2 separate regions of the Mus musculus genome follow, and region 1 is linked to region 2. A link is a loop called in an ENCODE intact Hi-C map of the cell type or tissue named here. Cell type or tissue: heart. All regions are shown on one strand.

What was found. A loop is a pair of places that touch in the nucleus more often than their neighbours do. Peaks named below come from ENCODE experiments on the same cell type or tissue, not always from the same donor. Only the 100,000 strongest peaks of a DNase experiment are listed, where the experiment ranks them.
Region 1: it touches region 2 in a loop (4-fold over the local background); 6 of 42 quality-filtered maps call a loop at or near these places.

What each region holds. Positions count from the first base shown.
Region 1 is chr13:44,281,726-44,284,225 of GRCm38, forward strand. No RefSeq gene overlaps it. Among named protein-coding and RNA genes, the nearest start is that of Gm29676, 23 kb to the left of the region's middle. In heart, no CTCF peak of the experiment used is centred here; a DNase peak (open chromatin) is centred at 1,396.
Region 2 is chr13:44,227,454-44,229,953 of GRCm38, forward strand. No RefSeq gene overlaps it. Among named protein-coding and RNA genes, the nearest start is that of A330076C08Rik, 12 kb to the left of the region's middle. In heart, a CTCF peak has its summit at 1,292; a DNase peak (open chromatin) is centred at 1,288; H3K4me3 peaks cover 903 bases; H3K27ac peaks cover 1,996 bases.

The sequences.
Region 1 (2,500 bases), 54 kb after region 2:
AGGTTCGTGCGTATGACAGCCTTCCGAGGAAAAGGATGGATTCTTAGAGATGTCAACCGCAGCATCAGCATCACAGACTAATCAGGTGTCAAGCACACTGGCTACTTACCGCGATGCCAGTCCACTGCTGAAGTCGGACCACTGCTGAAGTCACTGACTGTGAGGGTTAACTTTTACAGACAGCCTGACTGAACTCGTCATCTGTCACCTAGGAGAGACATCTCTGCACGTGTCTGTGAGAATACTCAGGAAGGGTCAGCTGGGGAGCAGAGACCCACCTGGGATGTTGATGGCACCATTCCAGGTACTGTACAGACTAAAAATGCACAGAGGGAGAAACCTATTGAGAGCCAGCATTGATCTCTCTGTCACCATCCCCCATGATATAAGCAAGCAGGCAGCCTCCTGCTGCCAGGCCTTCCCTGCCAGGATAGACCGACACTCAGACCCTTGCAAAATAAACCTTTCCTCCCCTGAGTTGCATCCCACCAGGTTTTTGCTCACAGCAGAGAGAACAATAACAGATACACCCATACAGATATTTTCCGATGAAATTAGAACCACCACAAAAGGAAGTTTTCACTTTATACAATTCACGCGGCTTTCATCCAATGGGATGGATAAAAACACTGTTTTGAGCATCTAGGTTAATAATATACATCACTGACATAAAGAAACGGAGAACTGCTGTAAGATAAAACAAACCTCTCCCGGGCCTTACGTTTTTGGTATAGAATCAGCGATGCTGTGAATGGCTCTTGTCCACACATTCTTCTGTTGCCAAAATGGGCCTTCCTCCTAGAATGACAGCCAGGCAGACGCTCAGCAACTTCCCCAACCATAGCTGGATGCAGCGATTGTCACAAGTGATGAAATATGATTAGCAAATTACAGCTCTGGTGTTTTATTTTAAGGGCACATAAAGAAAATGAATGGATTGAGCCGTTTTGCATTTTTTTTCCAGTTGAATCATTTAAAAATGACTGGGTAATGGAGAAGGCAAGAAGGATGGCTGGAAGAAAAAGGCACAAATAACACGCCACTTCACAGCCTATCAGCATAATTCATCCTTGCCTCCCGTCCCGAACTGTTGTACGGTGTTGCTGTACATGGCTAAACAGCTGCCATTTATTTCTGGCATCTTTATTTTAGCGCTGGAAAAATTGGCCTGGAATTCTCTTATTTTGTTTCATATAAAAGGAAAAAGATCACATGGGAGCCGCATCCTAGTTTCACATGGTGTTGTCGTTACTACTTAGGTCGCCCACAGGACTTGAGTAAAGGAGTCAACTCATCCTGTGGGTGTAGGATGTGTCCTGTCTTCTACCTTCAATAACTGCCCCGCTGCAAAGCCCGGGGTTTGTGAGATCCTGTCAGGATCCTCCAAATGCCTCCTACAGGAAACAGCAGCTGCTGCCTTTTGTGTCTGTGCTCCAATCCTAGACTTAGAACTCTTTACGCCTCTCCCACAGAGTTGGCAGGGAAGCAAAATTCCATAAGCCCCTTATTTCTCATTTATACGTGCCATTATAAAATTAGAGGCGCATTCCTTTGGAAATAAATTTGGCACTGAAACGTGACTACTGAAGCCCAGTTAGGGATATAGTGTGTTTGAAATTGTGAGGACTTGAAAGGCTAAGCAGGAAGAGGGCCATGAGTTCGAGGCCAGCCTGCACAGTTTGAGGCCAGGCTGACTACAGTGAGAGACCCTGTCTCCATAAACAATGAGAGAGGCAGGATCGTCAGAGGGAGAAGAGAAGGAGGAGGAGGGAAGGAAAGAGAGGGGATGGTGGGAGGGAAGAAAGGAAGTTTTAAGTACATATTTCAGACAGTAAAGTTATAATACTCAAAATGACTATAAAAAAGAGACTTGGGTGTGAATTCAAGCTCTACTGCATGCCAAACCCAAGATTTGGGAAAGTCATTTATCTTTACAGAAGTAAAGAATTTTTAAAGTGGATTAAGAAATATTACTTTATGGTACAAGTAGATTAAAGGGCATGGTAATATTTGGTAGAAGATATTATGATTATGATATGGGTTCAACACTAGTATTGCTCAAGTTAAATGCATGACTAAAATTGGATTATAAGGCAGGATGATGAAGCTATACCAATAGGTCATGAAGCAGCATTGATTAAAACAGTTTCTCCTTTCTGAATGATTCTAAATGCAAATCTTATGTTGTTCAGACATGTTAGAAATCTCTGACTTGTGGCTCAGTGAACAAGTAGCTTGCTATGCAAGTGTGAAGACTCCAATTGGATTGCAAGAGCCCATGTAGAACTGGGCACAGTAGTGAACATCCCAGCCCTCCTATGGGGAGATGAGAGACAGAGACAGGAGGACTTCTGAAAGCTCGGGAGCCAATGAGCTTCGTGTACCCAAAAGTGAACAAGAAATCTTGTTTCAAGCAAAGAAAGAAAGCAAAGACTGACATCTGAGGTTGTCTTTTGCCCTCCATGTGAATGCCATGACACGTGCATCTGTGTACACACAC
Region 2 (2,500 bases):
TGTGTACATTCTTGCAAATGTATAACTTAGGTTCCCAGAGAGACTGTCAAAGGAAACCTGCCTTCGCCAAACGTGGGCCTCCACACCTAGGGTCCTGCAGCATTGAGGACTCCAGGGAAAGGACAAAGACTCACAGGATTCATCTCTCTGCTACTGATGTCTACCTGCCCTGTCACTGGCTTTGGCAGAACCTTCCAGAGCCTTCCCCCTCTTTGACATCCAGAGAACTAAACTATCGGTTTGTACCCATAAGCTATACTACCTGCAGAGGTACTCAGCGGCTTTTGATTACATAGGGCCTGACTTACAGCCGTCCTCAAAGAATTACACTAGTGATGGTAATGATGATGATGATATAGCTGATAATGATGGCTCTCGAAGTTGGGCTTCTTGCTTCTGCCATCCCATCCCCTGTGCCCAGCTGAGCCTTGTTGCCAGCTTGGAGCAGCCGCAGCAGTTTGATGCCAGTTTCTCTCGGGGTGCCACACTCCCTGACGCGTACCATCCAGCCTAATCTACTTTAGAGCTGTATCGAAATGAAAGATGAATAGGAGGGAGAGCTTGCTGCTAAAACATATGTGTCAGAAAATCATTATGAGTATTAAATTACAGCCATAAAATGAACCAGAACTAATCTTGCAAATTAAGATCCAATAAATTTTTTTCCAGGACACACCTTTTCTTTATGTATGTATATGTGTGTGTGTGTGTGTGTGTGTATGCAAAATAAGATTGAGGCCAGCCGCATGAAAACTGAGCGGATGACTTTGGCAGATGGCATTAGAAAGAGGTATGACAGCAGACATTTCAATGTGATAAATAGGTATGTGCTCTTGAGGGCAGGGGTGCAGGCTGGCTAGTGGATCGCTATTGCCCCTGTGCCAAATGTTATAATGATCGGATTTTACACTGATGCAACTATGTGTTTTCCATGTACAGTTTATACATGCGTGTTCCCGTCCCTCTCCTCAGCACCTCCCCCCACCCCTACTCTTTAATCCTCAGCTGGGGTCCTGCTGACATGAGAAACTAGTTCATTTCTGATAACCTCTTATTTTGGAAGAGAGGACACAGCCATTCAAATTAAATCTGAAGCTATAAACAAGCCTTTGGAGAGTTGCCTTCTCGCTGGAATAACAGGATAACACCCCCCCCCAACCCTGCGGGAGAAAAGAGACTGTAATTAGTTCATTGTCCACGAATAGGCACAAAGGAGGCGAAGCCCCGGCCTGGACTCCCTTTCAAGGGAGGATCTTGGGGCAGATGTTAATTAAGTGAGTAACTTCTACCATCTCCTGGGAATGCAGAGGAACACCACTCCCCTTCCAGAAGAGACATTGAGGAAGGGTGTGACCAAGGACATACATAAAGAGTCTCCAAAGAAGAAGAAGAAAACAAAACAAAAAGCAGGGTTCATCTCCCGCTGTCAGCCTTCCTGCCGCTGGCACTGGCAGAACATTCCAGAGCTGTTCTTCGACGCTCCCCAAACCAAACTATTTATAGCTGCGCAATCATTATAAATAAATCTGTTTATACTGTGGAGCCTTGGCCCTGCATGAGTTAAAACTCTCGGCTGGCAGCTATAAATAGCTGTTACACGCTCCAGTGTGACGACTGACGGATACGTCCTCAAATTGTGACAAATAATGACAAGTTTGTTTGACAAACATTCCGCTGACATTCATCTGATTTTGAGTAAGTGGTGCCTGCTTTCTTAATTTGGTCCCCGAGGCCCGGGAGCTGGGAGACATTCTTTATTCTCCCTCCCTCACCTCCTGCCCGGGAACTGTCCTGCAGTCCGGTGTTTTCTCCTCCTAATCAACTGGAAGGGATTGAGGCCATTTAAGGGGAAGCTTATTAAATCCACCATTTGTCTCCTGGGACAGTCCTGCTTTAGGGGATTTGCAAGGGTCTGGGGAGTTTTGTTAATGACGTGAGAGCCAGAGGGAGAGAGAAGGGAATGAGGGCCAGGCTGGAGTGTTGGGCAACGCAAGGGCTTCACGTAGGATCTGAGACATAGAAGGATGGGTGTGTGGGTGGAGGGATGTGAGCCTGGTGCTCCTGCTGAGTTGTCATCTAGGTTGAGGTCTCCAGAGTCTGAGGTCCTTTCTCTAGATCAGCTGATATTAACACACATCCTGAGTTACTCAGGACCTTAAAATACACACAGGCTTTGTCACCTGTCTAGTGTCACAAGGTCCTGATGCCAGAAGAGCTGGGACAAACTAAACTTCTGCATCCAGGGCTCCATGTTCATCACAAGTATCGGCTGGTTTACTTCCTTTAAAGCCCTCAGAACCATACCTGCCTGTGACTAGCACCCTCCAAGGGCCGGCAGTTTATGGGAGCAGCCAGCACCATCTCCTATTCTCTAGTGCTGTCAGTGTTGACTTTGCCAGGGTCACCTGTACTGCCCCTCAGTGTCCTCATGGGCATGTCTTCTCTCTAGGTGCTCTCTCTTGTTTGCTGTATTGCATTCTCCCCATGTGTGTTCTTTGAG